2 separate regions of the Homo sapiens genome follow, and region 2 is linked to region 1. The links are chromatin loops, found by intact Hi-C in ENCODE. Cell type or tissue: PC-3. All regions are shown on one strand. Links, peaks and the distances in the headings refer to the core of each region. The heading gives the core; the rest is flanking DNA. Region 1 overlaps NAV2 (neuron navigator 2). Region 2 has its middle 53 kb from the start of NAV2.

Region 1 (8,334 bases), core at 272-8,271:
GCACAACGTTACTGAAGGCTGGATTGTTGACAGAGGGCACAGAAATGCCCCACAAGTCACAGGACTCCAGGGCACTCTGCCCACACTGAACCCCCGACCCTGCCGAGGGGAACTGGGCTTCCGAGGCACTTGCACCTGAGGACCAAGAATCAAGGTCCCCAACACATTCACCATAGAACTGTGGAAGATTCATGACAGAAACCAGATAGATGCAAGTTCAAGCCCAGGCTTTACCAAATCCTGGCTGTGTAAAGCTGTGAGTTGCTTCACCTCTCTGGGCATCTCTTTCTTCATCTGTAAAACTAGAGCTATCTACCTCCTAAGGTGGAGGCTAGATTACAAACATCATGTAAGCATGGAATGTGGAGCCTGGCACATAGTAAGTGCTGAGTACACAACCCCTTCCCCTCTCCATTCTTATTTGTAGCTCTTCCTGATCCAGTGAAGACCCCCCAAAATTTGCTCTCCTATAGGTTGCAGATCCAAAGGCCACTGTTACAGGGATGTCTTGGTTCAGACTTTATCATGGAACATGGGTCCCCTGCAGACCTGAGATTCAGCTGTGGCCCCTCTCAGCCAACACAGCCCCTAATAAGGAGAAATGGCACTCAACATCTCCTATCATCTCTGGTGCCCTTTCTGCTAGCCCACTCTGGTGCCCTGAGCATCACAAATCTACTTTATACTTCCAGGTCTACCACTGCAGGCTGCTTCAAGCCCTCATTTCTGAATAAGGAAATAGATAAAAAGAAGCTCAACTCTATGGGCACAGTTAGGCAACTTAAAGCCAGCCATCTTGGGCCTTAAAGAGAGGACAAAGAGACACATGCCTTGGGTTCATTATATTTCACCAGGATTCTCAGTAAACCCTTCCTAGTGGCTGACATTCCCAGTGTGATGCCTACCCAACCTGGCATCTCCTGCCAATGGCAGCAGGGAGAAGAGCCAGAGCTTCCTGTCCACCAGAGCTCTCCACCGTCTGTTCATCAGACCAAATCCAAAGTATGCTTCCCTGTTTTCTCGGGATCTTGCATGCATTCAAACCTCAGCTCCTCTCCCATCTTCTAGGATCCCATTCCTGCTTGCTCCAAGTCACCCAGTTCCCTCCTTCCCTCAGTCTTCCAATTTCATCTTCTAATCTAGACCAGTCTTTGTCAGAGTGAAGGCTACAGACCATCTTATGCACACTCACTTGGTCATATTTTTCAAAGATATGAATTCTTGGACCTCACCCCAGATCTGCAAAATCAGACTCTCTGATGCTCTGGCCCATGATTCTGCACACTTAACAAGCTCCCTGGGTAATCCTGAGTACATTGAAGTTTAAGAACTACTGTCATGAAGGAAGGGGTGCACTCTTGGCATCTCTCTCTTGCCCCATAGGACCTTTCTCTGCATACGTTCCTTGCTATTAATAACAAAGAATGAATTAATTGGTTTCCTTATTACCAAATTACACTAATATAATAGAGCACTGCCATCTCATTTCTTGATTGAGTTCTGCCTTGGACTTTTCTTGAGAGGATTCTATCCATATATAACAGTACAGCAGAAAACACACACAGACATACTCACACCCAAGATGTAACATTTACGGTGTACTCACATGCCAGGCATTTGCCACATGCCTCATCCACATGATCGCATTTAGTGCTGAGAGCAGCCCTGTGAGGTCATTGCTATGGTGCCTGTGGTGCAGATGAGGAAGCAGAGGCAGGGTTTAGCAGCTTGCCTAAGACCATGCTGCTGTACGTGGACAGAGCTGAAATCCAAACCCTGGTCTGTGTGGCAATGACCACTCGCTCTTTTCCACTTCACTATCCTGACTTCTCTGAGGGGGCTAGTCTCAAATTCAGATCTCACCCCAGGGTGTGCATCAGAATCTCCTGCAGAGCCCTAAGAAATACAGATGCCAAAGTGCCACTCCAGGCCTGAATCTATGGGAGACATCAGGGCTGGTGGATTATTTGGACAATTCTACACACGGCTGGTGAAGAACCACTGAATATGCGCCCAGAGTCATGAAGCTTGCTAAATGAGGGTCTAGAAAGAGAACTTAATGTTTTTGACTCTAAGAACAGTGCTCTTTCAGGCTCACCATACTGTCTCATATGCTATGGTGATGCCAGTGGCCAAAGTGGACTTTCTACAACCTCTCAAGGAGCATCTCGACGCATGTGCATGCAAACACAAACACATGCATGCACACACACAGAAACCTTCTTGGTGCCAAAACATCATCTCTCAGTCATAGGACAGCTTCCCTGTCCCTGCTCAGGACCAGGTCTGGACTCCAGAGTGGCTGGAGTAGTCATTCCTCCAGGTGGTTTCAATGGGGTTAAATGAGACAAAGCTAGGAGAGCTGGACAAAGCTAGGAGAAACCAAAAAGTGCTCCACAGCATCCTCTACTACCTTCCTTCCTCGTGCAGACTCTGGAGTGAAGCTACACCTCTGTCACTAAGTCCTCTTCCTCCACCTGTGGTGGTCCATGCCTGACTGAGACACAGGTGTGCACAAGGTCAGGCAGTTTCTATGGCATCAGTGATCATGTGACAGCTTTAAAATAGCCCTGATTTACACAGAACAAGGGAAAAAGGCTCCAACATCAGCATTAGACAATAATTTCATCAAGCAGCCTAATTCAGGAGCTCAGTTATTCTGCTCTACTCTTATCAATGGGCTTTCCCCAAATCAATGCACAATTGCAGGGTGATTGAAAGAAATGCCTCCACAGGCAGATTAGATTTGCACAGCACCTGCCCATTGAGAGGGCTTCCCTGAGCATTAGACAAGGCAATGGAGAGGGAGTGAGCCCCTCCCACTGGTGCCCTGGGAAGCATCCTGCCTCCTACATAACCACATGCTAGAATGATGCAATGTGATTTGGGGGACTCAAGAACTGGAAGATTTCCAAACAGCAAAGGACTGTGGGAGTTGGTTTCTATTCAGACTGTGGGAATAGCTGACCTGTCTTTGCTGAAGGATCTAGAGAGGCATTCACAGCCATTTGTGAGACGGGCTGGATGGAACTACCTCCAGCTCCTGAAAGGTGCTATCTCAACCAGCCCAGGCACACCTGGCAGAGTGGGGAGTCAAGGCCCTCTAATTACTGCTGCACTCCCAGGTTGAAGACTGGGTTTCCCTTCCCTCTGCAGCTACCAAGTAGATAACAGTCTCTGGTCATGGTGACCAAACATTAGCTACAAAGCCCAGTGTACAGGTGAATTACCCTAAGCAACATGAGAGATGTAAGAAACAGAGTAGCTATGGATTTCGGAAGTCTGTCTTATGAGGTCCTCTTCTAGGGTGACTCCATCCATCCCTCCCATCTTCAACCATAGGGGGTTATTTGAGGCAGTTGGGCCTGTGCCTCCAGACAGAGGTGGCGACAGTACTTTGTGGGATGGGGTTTCTCTTAGATTCTTCTTCTGAAGGGGTTGAGGGCATAAATGCTCTTCTGTTTCTTAAACTTTCATTTCTGTATATGTCATCCGGGATCTTATTAAAATACAGATGTTGATTCAGCAGGTCTGGGGCAAGGCCTGGGATTCTGCATTTCTAACAAGCTTCCAGGTGATGCCATTACAACCAGGCCACAGACCATACTTTTGTTAGCAAGTGTTTAGATCACAAAAAGTGGGCAGAAAAGAAAAATAAAAAAGAAAATCTGAAAACAAAGTGGAATCGTGCCTGTTGGCAACCCTGATTCCCACATTCTACTGTGGGCAGCTCACAGTCAGTTCTAAACTCAGGAAAGGCACCTCTCTGATAAGGTAACATCAAAGCAAAGAACTGGAGCTGAGGGAGTGAGTGCTGTTGGTATCTGGGGAAGACATTCCATGCAGGAAGAGCAGCAAGTGCAAAGGCCCTGAGGCGTGGCATCCTCATCTTCAAAATGAAGGGGTAAGAAAACAGAGTCTTTGTGATATAGTTCTAAGGTTCCAGAGTCAATAGGAAGGCTTTGGGAGACTGGGGAAAATAACCTATCCTATAGGAACAGGACAGGGGAGTGAAAACTACAGGCCACCATTTCAGCCCCTCCTTTTTTAGTCTGACACGCCTCTCTTTCCAATGCTGTTTCAGAGGAGAAAATTACTAGTTGTTTTTAAGAAATGAAATAATCTAGCCTGTTAAGGAAGAGATATTTTTAAACCACTGAAGGGATTTTTCCTTTCCCATTTCTTTTATTGATATATCTCCTCTCCTTCCAGTTCTAAAATAAGCACCCTGTCTGCCCTTATGCTAATCCAAAGGCAACACACCGCAGAACGGCGAGGGCCTCGGCAGAGCCAGGCAGAGGTCGATTAGAAGCCACCAGACCTGGGGAATGCACCAAGGCAGCCCAGCCAGCCTGGCCTCGCCCATGGCCTGCTTCCTCACAATCCAGGTGACGAGACACTCTTAAAAACAGCAATGGAATGTAGCGAGAGTTGGTATTTGCAAATGACAAATTTCTGACTGAATTCCAGTTCTTTGGAATGGAAAACTAGCAGGTCCTGTTACAAAATGTACCAACAGTTCATGCCTAATACATGGGTGTGGGCAATTCATATACTTCAAATCTAAATGTGGCTAAAAATATGACAAAGCTGGCATATTTTTAGCCAGGTAAACATTTCTAGAGACTGGGTCAAATTTATATTGGTTTCTGCTCTGCAATCCAGAGAAGGAATGATTCCAAATGAGTGAGAGGCAAGGACCAAAGAGGAAAGCCATGGAGTCCACCAGGCAGTCGGGATTCCTGGTGACCGTCTCTAGTTTAGGAGTACTTTCCAGGACATCGTGTCCTTCTCCATTAGAGAGGGAATACTTTTGAAAGACCAAGGCCCCGTGTTACTTTAGACAGCAAGTCTTTGCTGGGTTTTATGACCTCTCACTTGCTGGGGGACCTTAAACAAGTTGCTTTCCCTTTCTGTGTCCTCAGTTGCATGTGTCTCTCTTCCCCACCCTCAACTAGACTTGGGTTTAGTGGGCGGCAGCACTGAGGGAGGACCATGCTGTGGGGAAGGAGGCAAGCTCTGTAGTCACTGCCTGAGATTCAGACCTGGCGCCTCCACTCACTGGGTGTGTGACCTTGGGCAAGTTGCTTATGCTTTACCTGCCCCAGCTCATCTGTACAATGGAAACAATCACAAAAGTATCCATCTCAGTGTTTACTGCTTTTATGGCAATTAAATGGGAAAATCCACATAAAATGCTGAGAATATCAAGCACATAGTAAGTGCTCAGTAAATAACAGTGATCTTATCTGCCTCACACTTTTACATACATGAACTGCTTTAGCTTGCACAATGTGTTGAAATGCTATAACCACCCAGGGAAATTGAGGCTTGACAGGGCAGACCTGTCCAAGCTGCAGTTCAACAACTATTTCTTAAGTGCCTACTGTGCCCCAGGCCTCGCCCTAGCATTAGGAAGGTGAGATTCCTCGTAAATAAATGGGGAAGTAGGAACTTAACCCAGGTCTCTCTGGCTTCCAGCTAGCAAGGGTCTAAGAGGCTGGGTAGAAAGAACATGGACTTGAAATTAGACAGTCCCAGTACTGGCTCCATGTGGTCTTGGTCAAGTTACTGACCTCCTCTGAGCCTCATACATAGAATGGGGATGAAATGCCCCCAGTGCCCTTGTGAGACTTAAAGGGGATAATGTATGTAAAGTGTCTGGACTATGGGAGGTGGTCAGTGTTGGCCTATTGCCACACTTATACCATCCACAAAGAGGCCCTATTTTTCTGATTCTTTGAGCCAAGTGCAAAAGCTTCCTAATATGAAGCAATTAAGAACACTCATTCTGGGCCAGGTGTGGTGGCTCACACCTGTAATGCCAGCTACTTGGGAGGCTGAGGCAGGAAGATCCCTTGAGCCCAGGAGTTTGTGGCTGCAGTGAGCCATGGTCACGCCACTCCAGCCTAGGTGACAGAGAGACACCCAGTCTCTTAAAAAAAGATACTCATTTTAACTACTTGGTAGAAGGAGGGGAAAAAATATATAGCATAGGGCTGGTTCCAATCTTTAAGCTATCAGGCCTTTCAGAGCAGAACATCTGATTACTAACTGAGATGAAAATACTGGTCCACAGTCAGAAGGCTTGGGTTCTGGTTTTTACTCTGCTCTTTGGAGCTGGGTGACTGGAGGCAAGTCACACTCCTCTCTGGGTCATGGTTTCTTCATCTGTACAATGGAGCTATGGGAACAGATGGCCTCATAGGTCTCCTCTGGCTCAGATGTCCTAAGTCTCTAGTACTTAAAGGCACAGATCACTAAGCAGATATCCCAAGTAAGCCAGGTTATTCTAAATCTGGTTTTGTCACCTAAATGGAGGTTTTTTCCTTCAAGGCTTGTCTTCTAACGATCAAAGCTTGCACACCGGAAGGTCTGACAGCTCTGGCACACTTGTGGCCCACACATTTTGAAGTAAACATGAGTCACTCCCAGGTCTGAAAAGAATCAAAGCAAATCAGCATGAAATGGGGACTGTCTGCAGAGCTGCAGCCAGCATGTGGCAGGAGGACAGGAACAAGGTCCTGCCAGCTGTTAGGCACATGGACCCTGCTGGGCCGGCAGCACGGGGGTCACCTGGGGGACAGCAGCCACAGCAGTAGGACAAGGAGATCCTGCCCAGATTGCAGCAGGATGTGGGCAAAGGCCAAATAGGGCTCCTCATCCTATAAACACAGAGCCTCTGGCAACAAGCTGGCACAGGCACAGAAGGCCCCAACGAGGGGGAAGCAGCAAGAAGGGCCGAGACCAGGGAAGCAGGGAGTAGGCTCCAAGAAGAGGAGGGTCTGGAGGTTTGATTATCTAAAGCAGTAGCTCATATGGGACTCAGGCCTCCTTCAATTACTGGCAAAAGAAGGCAGTGGTTAAAAGCACAGGTTTGGGAATCAGAAAGACCTCAGTTCAAATCCTGCCACACACTGTCTATACCAGCTGTGTGACCCAAAAAAGTCCCAGAACTCCTCTAAGGCTAGTCCTCTCACTGTCTCCTATTTTTCTTCTTACTGGTAAAGTAAGTTCAATAATATCAGCTCAGAAAGTTCGTTTGAGGATTAAATGAGATTATGTAAGGAAATGGCACATAAATGGTTGCTGTGATCATCATTCCTGGAAACTCTGTCCTATCCTAGGCTTTTCTAAACCTTCTCCCTTTCCTAACCAACTAAAACCCCCTCAGAACCCTTCTCAGGTCCTCCATCCAAGGTAGGGGCGGTTGGGGGTGGGGGGCAGGAATCTGCCCAAACTTGCCAAAGCCCATGGTGTTATCTCCCTCTCAACCCCTCCAGTCTGCTGCAGTGCCATTATTACATCCTCACAGCTCTTCTTCCATCGCAGCAGCCAGAGAGTTTGGATATCATAAACAGCCTTGTGCAAAGGAATCTGCCTCCGCCCTCTACTCAGCCAGACCAGGCAAGTTTCCCTAAGACCTGGTGTTGGAGAGCTTTGATGCTGGCTCCAGACAGTGTTCAGGTTGCCCACTCTGTGTCTCTGTCTCCTACGCTTGGCCACCCACCATCACATGACCTTCTCAGTTCACATCCTAAGAGGGAGTTCTGCAAGATCCATCCACAGCTCGAGTTCAATATCTATTTACTACTGTTTTCCAATGCTTTCTTTTATCTCCCCTTACCCTTCTTTTCTTCTGCAAATATTAACTAAAAACTTATTATGTATAGATCCTGTGCCAGCAGGAATCAGGAGAGACACAGCCCTGACCTCATGGAAGTCATGGTCCAGCAAAATAAGCAATCGCAGTCCAAGCTGAGGGGCTAATGGCCAGGCTATGGAACACATAGAAGATACACTGTATTAGGACCATGGTGGTGGCAGAAGGCTTCCTGGAGGAGGTAACACTAAACTGATTTTGTGTGGGTAAAGTGTGGGAGGATTCAGTCAGGCAAAAGAGAAAAGCTTGCTTCCAATCATACTCCTTACCTTCTCAGTGCCTAGACCAGCAGGGCTCAGTCAGAGGTTTTAAATTTTTTTTAAAAAATTACTTCATTTAAAAAATTTATTTTGTATTTGCAACCTTGGAAACACCTTAGATTTTTATAAAAGATTACCAAATGAAACTGAATCTTGTGATTTATTTCCAGAAAATGTCAGCAACCATTCTCATGAAAGAACAAGGAATTAAGCCAAAGTTTTCACACTATACCAGAAAGAAGATAAAGAGTCCAGAACTTAAACCTCATGAAACAAATTTGGCCAGGCTATTGTGAGTACATACACACACTCCTATTTCATTTATGTTCTCATAAATATCAGGGGCATCGGTGACAAATACTATTCAGGCAGGACTTTGTTTTGTTTTTAAAAATTTCAAACCTACAGAAA
Region 2 (8,334 bases), core at 119-8,118, 66 kb after region 1:
CAGTTTCTATGTTCATCTGAAAGGAAGGAGATAAAATGAAGAAGGAAGGAGGATAAGCAATGAGAGCTGGAAAAAGAGAATATGCCACTAGGATGGTGTGAGGCTGGGTGCTATATGACAATGGAGCAGACAATGAAAAGTCCATACCATGGGGGTCGGGGACAGGGGACCACAGGAACAGCTTTTGGATTACAGGCCCTGGAGTCAGACTGCCTGAGTTCAATTCTTTAGCCCTGCTACTTCCTGACTTTGTAACCTCAGAAGTTTCTTATCTTCTCTAAGCCTCTGTTTTATTTGCAAATTTGACATAATGGTAGTGTCTAATTCATGGGGTTGTGGGGACAGTAAAATCAGATAATGTATATAAAATGCTCAGCACAATGCCCACCATATAATAAGCACCCCATAAACATCAGCTTGTGTTATTTTCATGTATTACACACACCATGTCTAATATTCAATATGAAATTACATGCATTTCTAAAATACATATCCCCTCTCTGTCTCTCCAGCAAATCTTTAGTACACTCTACACACATACACACTGTCTTGTGTGAGAGATATTGGGTTTCCAGGTGAGCAGATGTGATGAGAACAGAGTCAACATGGGCTGGTTGGGGGGAAAGGGTCAGTAAACAACAGAGGAAAAGTGTGGGATCTCAGGGGACTAGGCAAATGGCTTATCCTTACCACTCCCCAATCAAGAACTGACTGAAACTGGGGAGGGCTTTGGACCTCCACGAGGCATGGAATGTGGCACTCAAGCTAACTGTAAGTGGTCCTCTGTGAGTCAGGAAGGCCCTAGCAGGCATCATCTGGGTCCCATGTCCAAGAAATAAGGATATGGAGTGGCAAGAGGAGGGCGTGCAGCCCAGGAAAAGTAGCCAAAAGGCTACCTGGCACTGGACCTGAAGCTTCAGTGTCTCAGGCATGGGTGAGACAGGCAGGTGCTACTATAGGAAGCCTATATCCTGCTACAGGAATTCCTGAGCCAGTGGGCAGAGCTTCATCTTAAGGAAGCAGCTGAATGGAAAGAAGGCTCACAGGCAGGCCTGTCCGGTGCCACTGGGGTGCCAGACAACTGAGGGCCACACTGTCACCCCTCCAGCTGCCTGACATGTGGTGGTTAGCAGGAATGGAAGAACACGTGGGGCATGGGACCCACATGGATTCTGAAAGGCTGAAAGGTAGGCCTCTCAGCAATTGCTATTCTTTCCCTGAGGAGGCAGGGATCTGGTCTTACATGCTATGAACCTTGCCAACCAGTTTCTATCAGGTGTTTCCACCTCCTGCCTCACCCCACTGATGGGCAGGGAGTAAGGCCACCTTGGGTAGGCAGCTGCTTCAGTCTGGTAATCACAGTGACTCTGACCACAGCAAACGGCCTTCTGCTGTGGGATCAGCTACAATCATAATATTTTTTTTACTCACTTTGGATAACAACCTTCTGGTCTTTGATGGTAGGTAAACTAGAAGTCTCATATTCTTTTCACCTTTTTTTCTATTAATTTTGTAATAAACTTGTTTAAAACCACACACAGAAGATGATCTTCCTCTTCACACATTTTTAAAAAGAATTTAAGTGATGCTATAATTTAAGCCAGAGGTAGTAGACATGTGGCTGCTGTACCCCCACTTCCCATTCCCACAACTATGGCAGACATTGCTAATCAAACCCAGCACTTTTCCACTGCATTCCAGGCAGCCAGTAGCAATTGATTGGGGTGGACATATACATCAAATGTGACTTGCTGCCTGATCATTCCTCACCTCAAATTCAAGAGCCCTGGGTTCCAATTTGACTTCTACCACTAATTAATTGAGTAGCAATTAGTCTTCTTATTAGTTTCCTTATTATATGAGATAAATGTCCCACCTAACTATAGATTCTCGTTTGAATTGAATGGATACAAAGAAATAACATGAAATCAACAATGAAATCCACTGAGTATTGAATGTCAGACTCTACTCAACATTTTCACACTTGTTCTCTTATTTAGTATCATAATAACTGTCCACACTGGGCACAATTTCCTCACTCCTTCACACATTAAGGATACTGAAATACAGTATATTTAAGGAACTTGTCCCAGAGCACAAAGCTAATGAGGCTACAAAGCCAGGATTACAATCCAGGTCTGTCTGGTCTTTACAAACACTTATTTTTTTTTCCTTTACACCTTAGTTTCAAAGCGCTCTGACAAGTTTAAATACTGTACAAACAGAAAAACCCAGGCCTTTTATTGTTACGATGTTTTTGACTTTGAATCACCTCATCAAACCGAGTGTCAACAGTGGCACTCTGACAATAGCCAAAATATAGAAGCAACCCAAGTATCCATGGAAGAATGAATGGATACACCAAATGTGGTATATCCAGACAGTATGATATTTTTCAGCCTTAAGAAGGAAAAAAAATTCGGACACGTGCTACAACATAGATGAGCCTTAAAGACACTGTGTTAAGTGAAGTAAGCCAGACACAAAAGAGAAAACACTATAGGATTCCATTCATGTGAGGTACCTAGAGTACCAAATTCATACAGACAGAAAGCTGAATAGTGGTTGCCTGGGGCTGGGAGCTGGGGCGACAGGGTAGATGGTTATTATTTCAGGGGTAGAGAGTTTCAGTTTGGGAAGATGAAAAAGTTACAGAGATAGATGGTAGAGATGGTTGCACGACAATGTGAATGTACTTCATGCCACTGAACTGCACACTTAAAAATGATTACAATGGTAAATGTCATGTTATATATATTTCCACCACAATTAAAAAAAGAGTGACACCAAACAAAAGCCCCACTTTCCCTCAATTTTTAGAGCATTTGCACAGAAAAGTGCTATTATGATTGCTACTACTACTATAGTTAGAAGGACAACTCTCCATTCTCGACTGGGGGCATGCTACACTCAGGCTCATTTCAGAACCTTGGAGCAGCAGACAAATGTTTAGAAATTATATTCAATATTATAATTTTATATTGTGAAAGCAAACAGATCTACCTGTTACTTTTGTACTATATCTTGTCCACACTTTCTCGACTGGCAGGACATGGGATCAGAAAGGTTGAGGAACGCTGTCTAGGTGTCTGAAACCAGAGGTGGTTGGGTTATCCTGACTTTTGTTGGGATCTGATGCTCTTTCCAGGTGGCTTCTCCCCCTCCCTAGTACCCTGTGGACCTCTAATTTCTCCTGACATTGCCCAGTGCCACTGCCTCCCCTCCCTACTTGCTTTCTTCTGGACTCCATCTCTTGTTGCCTGGGTATTGAGTTCAGGAACGTATGAACCCTAATGTCCAGGCCAGGAAGTGGTGAGTGACAGTGATGACTCATCCTGAGTCACACGAGAAAAGAAACCAGACAGGTGAAGAGCTCCCAGATCAAGGCCTTGTCTGCCAGAAAGCACCAGCCCTGCTGGGGCAGCCCCTGGGATGCAGTGGCCGAGTGAAGTCGGCATAAAGCAAGCCTGTTTCCTTTGGTCCAGACTTGCCGTGCTACCAAACCTGATATTTTCTGCAGCACTGAACCTGTGTTTACTTTGAACAGCTTTGCCTGCCAAACTCTTGCTGGGGAAGGGAACACAAACAGTGAGAGAAGGATGCCTGGGGTACTCCTCTCCAGAACATTTTCTTTCCAAACAAGAGTTGTTTGCCTGGAAAGGCTCAATCTCTTAATGGTAGGCAGAGAAATGATCAATAGACTAGTATTAATAGCAATAATAATAATAATAATAATAATAGTTCTTTTGTGTAGTGCTCATTATGTTCAGGTATTATGCTAAGCACTCCATAGAGAGTAACTCATTGAAACATCACAACAACCCTGTGAAGTAGAAATTAATATGATCTCCATTTTACTGATGGAGAAACTGAGGCTCTCAGGGACTGAATCACTTGCCCAAGGCTATACCACTAGTAGATGGCAGGGTTAGGATTGAAACTCAGGAATTCTGGTTTGAGCCTCTTGTCTTCAATGTCTCAAAGAAACTGAGATCTAGACTAATGAATCATCTTGAGTCCACCCTCTTTCTAACCTTGCAGCCCATATCAATCTCTTAGCTTGTCCTGTTGATTCTGCTTCCTACTTGTATCTCCAATGTGTCCCTATATAGCTCAGGCCACCATCATCTCTTGCCTGAATTCCTGCTATTTCCCTACTTCTGCTCTGACCACTCTCCTCCCTGCCTACTTTCTATACATGAGCCAAAGTCATCTTTTAATATCATAAATTAGAGCACATCACCCCCCAGCACGTTAACTCCCACTTAAGACCCTTCTTCAATGCCTTCCCATTGCACCAAACTCCTTCCTGTGTCACACAAGGCCCTACACCATCTGGCCGTAGCTTATGCTTCTTGCCCACCACACACTCCATCTGAACTGGCCTCAGCATTTGCCCATCCTGTTGCCAGCACTCAGTCTTCACCAAGTTTTTCTGCCTACCTGGGTCTTGCTGGCTCCTTTTCATACCAGAGGTCTCCGGTCTAAATGCCAGTGCTTTACAGTCACCTTCCTTACCCCTTATACAATTAGATTCTTCTCTGTGTCCTTCATAATATCACAACTTGAAATTGTACACTTAAATTTCTTTAGTTTTCTTTATATTATCCATCTTCCCTCTTGGACTATAAGTCAGCAATATGTCTATTTAACTCACTGAAGTACTTCCAGGGCCTAATGGTACAAAGACAGAGCATCCTTTAGCTGCTAAGCTTGTGTTTGTCGAATGTTTTGCTGATTTCGTTTTCCCCAGGACTAGTGGAGAGAGGTACCTGGCTTCCTGACTCTATAACTTTCCTGTGCCTCCAGCTGAGCACCCTTGATTCTAAATGTCAGCTTAAATCTAATCAGTCATGTACTGGAATATTGGCTGTCATGGAAAAATAACCCCTGCTTTGTAGAATTTTCTGATTTCCATGGTGTAAATACTCCCACCATAGCTGATTTCAGGCAATCACTGTGGTGTCAGTGAATGCAGAATTAGCAAGAGACACAAGCAATTAGTTCTCATGAGCCAGTCAGAGCCTGCACGGGGATACTGCTGGGGCTCACCCAGATCTAGAGCCAATCTTACCCTCAGTAAGAGGATTTAGGGAGTCTGGCTTCCACATTCAAAGAGCTCAGCATAAAGCATTCTTTCTGCCACCTCTGCCTTCCACCAGGTGGCATGGATCTGATACTATGGCTGGTAAGTAAAAGTTTGAACACTGGTACCATGCAAAGACCCCGTCAGCATTTTAGTTCCCCTGCCTTCCAGCTGTGTGACCTTGAACAAACCACATAGCCTCCTAAGACTCACTTTTCTTAACTGTAAAATAGAGATAATAATAGTATCTACATGGCTGTTGTGATGATTGAATGAGTTTCTGTGTGTTAAGTATTCACTATAGAATAATAGCTAAAAGTCTAAACTCTGGAGTCAGGCAGCCTGACTCCAATGCTGGCTCTGTCACTTACTCGCTGTGTGATCCTAGGCAGGTTACTCAACCTCTCTGCGCTTAGTTTCTTAAGTTGTGAAATGGGATAATAATTGTTCCCACATCATAGGAATGCTGTGAAAAATTAAGTAAGTTTATAAATGTAGAATGCTTAGCACAGAGTAAAATATATTTATTGTTTGTGATTAAATGACTATAACGCAAACAAAAGTCCAGAGAACAGTGTCTGTTACATAGTATGAGCTTGATAAATAGTAGCTTTTATTGTTAATAATACCTGATCTATTATTATTGTTAATAATACCTGTGTTCCCCAGGTCATGTCCCCTAGTGTTCTCAGATCTAATACCTGAGTCTTTATCTCCCCATACCTCTGTCCCTGCTCTGATGAGCTGCTCCTATCCATCACCCTGGGCTCCCCTTCCTGGTGAAGGATCCTTGCCTGGATCTGTTGCTTGTCTCATCCTCTCAAGACTGAGCTCTTCTTCATGCCTCCCTGACTCACTTTCTGCCCGCATAGGGGTCTGGAGCCGCAGAGCAGTAGATGATCTTCGTTTGGAGGGTGAGGGACATTAGCACAGTCTTTCCCTCAAGGCCCTCCACATCTGGTCTACCCTGCCTGGTATCACTAACCCATGTGTTCCTCACCCTCTCAGAATACAGAGAAGGAGTGACTTCAGAAAGCTGAAGGAAGTGGGAAGCACCAGCATGGTGGGAAATGGGCAACAATTCAGATATGGCCATATTTCCCTAATATACACAGCCAACTTGACCATCTGCCTCTGGATGAGGCATAATCCAAAGAATATGGGTGTTGAAAATTAACTTGAGTTCAAATCCTCAAATAATGCCTACCCTCTCTGAACCACAGGGTGGTTTTTTTATATTAAATGTATAAAATAAGTTCCAACTGCTCAATTGTATTGGGAAGTACAAACTAGCAAAACGTGTATGTACCTGGCACAAACTGGATGCCCAGAAAGGAGTGGCAAACATGGTAGCCTTCCTGATCTACCCTAGCCTCTCCTGCTTTTTCCAGCTCTAAATACCAGAGGGCTAGGTTGAGCCACTGGTCTTACTCATCTCTATCCATACTTTCTAGGCATTCCCATGGATTTTAATACACCCCCAGCCTCAAACTCTCCCCTCAGCTCTGAATCTGTAGAGCTAACTTCCCACTCAACAGCACCACTTGGACATCTAGAAGACATCTCAAATGCATTACAATCAAGGGAGAACTCTTGGTTCTCCCACTTCCCTCTGCAGGCCTTTCCCTCCCCCAGTGTATCCACCTGAGTAAATGGCTCCTGCATTCTCCCAGGTGCTCAGGTGGAAAGCCTAGGTGATATCCTTGATTCTTTTTTCCCCTCACACACAGAATCCAAATCACAAGCAAACATAGCCAGCTCCATCTATAAAATATATCCTGAATCCGACCGCTTCCTTGTTTCCTCTGTGGCTACCGTCTCAGTCCAAGTAACCATTTTCTCCCCCTAGAGCATTGCTTCTCACAGGAGTCCAGGGGGATGTAGATTCCAAGTCAGTGGGTCTGGGCTGGGGCCATGATCTCAGTTGATGTGGGTGTGGCTGGGTCCCCAGGCACCCTGTACCAAGTCCCCCTGCCTCCACTCTTTGCCCATTTATTCACCCATCAGCAACCAGAGAGATCAGATTAAAACATAAATGCCTTCCCTTCAAACATGGAGTGAAATCCAACATTTTAACATGACCTTCAAGCCTGGGCATGATCTGGCTCTGTGCTCCTTCCCCAGTCTCCTGTCTGTGCCTCTCCCCCCTCACTCACGGCATTTCACCACAATGGCCTTCTTTCTGTTCCTCACACACACCAAGCTGCCTCCAGCCTCAGGGGCTCTGCATTTGATGGCCCTTCTGCCAGATGAATGCTGAGCTGGAGAGTCCAGTAAAGCATGACGCACCACAAAAACCAGTAAGGTACAGGCCCCCGTGACAAGGGATGGGCCTTTGCTGTTGAGAATTGGCCCCAGAGCGCCTCCTGCAGCTCTTCTCCCTGGTAATGGTGGTCTCTGCATGCCACTCCTCAGTGCTCTGCATTTTGTCATTTCTATCTGCTATTTAGATAGCAACTTAGCTTGAAGCTGTGCTGTGAGATAACCATAGCACAGCAAGATGAGCTGACACTGCTGAGCCCCTTCACGGAAAGGTTTTCTCAAGTCATATGTTCTGAAAATGACATCTTCCCAATCCCCCAGCAGAGGCTTGTCTCTTTGAAAACCAAGGGATCAGCTGGACAATCTTCCTTCTCCAACCAGTGGCTTGGAGGAGTGTGAGGCTGCTCTTTGATCTTTCTGGTCACCCCTAAGATTCTTTTTTTTAAATTTTTTATTATACTTTAAGTTTTAGGGTACATGTGCACAACGTGCAGGTTTGTTACATATGTATGCATGTGCCATGTTGGTGTGCTGCACCCATTAACTCATCATTTAACATTAGGTATATCTCCTAATGCTATCCCTCCCCCCTCCCCCCACCCCAAAACAGGCCCCGGTGTGTGATGTTCCCCTTCCTGTATCCATGTGTTCTCATTGTTCAATTCCCACCTATGAGTGAGAACAATGCAGTGTTTGGTTTTCTGTCCTTGCAATAGTTTGCTAAGAATGATGGTTTCAAGCTTCATCCATGTCCCTACAAAGGACATGAACTCATCCTTTTTTTGGCTGCATAGTATTCCATGGTGTATATGTGCCACATTTTCTTAACCCAGTCTATCATTGTTGGACATTAGGGTTGGTTCCAAGTCTTTGCTATTGTGAATAGTGCCACAATAAACATACGTCTGCATGTATCTTTATAGCAGCATGATTTATAATCCTTTGGGTATATACCCATTAATGGGATGGCTGGGTCAAATGGTATT

The links. Hi-C counts contacts between places; a loop is a spot of excess contacts. Peaks named below come from ENCODE experiments on the same cell type or tissue, not always from the same donor. Only the 100,000 strongest peaks of a DNase experiment are listed, where the experiment ranks them.
Region 2: it touches region 1 in a loop (2.0-fold over the local background); 21 of 110 quality-filtered maps call a loop at or near these places.

What each region holds. Positions count from the first base shown.
Region 1 is chr11:19,721,973-19,730,306 of GRCh38, reverse strand. All of the region lies in intron 1 of NAV2 (neuron navigator 2), which reads right to left. Among named protein-coding and RNA genes, the nearest start is that of LEISA1, 11 kb to the right of the region's middle. In PC-3, for the core only: no CTCF peak of the experiment used is centred there; DNase peaks (open chromatin) are centred at 4,496 and 6,516; H3K4me3 peaks cover 805 bases; H3K27ac peaks cover 3,741 bases.
Region 2 is chr11:19,655,360-19,663,693 of GRCh38, reverse strand. It overlaps a transcript of NAV2 not described here. Among named protein-coding and RNA genes, the nearest start is that of NAV2, 53 kb to the left of the region's middle. RefSeq lists an enhancer at 3,249-3,448. In PC-3, for the core only: a CTCF peak has its summit at 5,163 (motif pointing right); a DNase peak (open chromatin) is centred at 3,433; H3K27ac peaks cover 1,352 bases.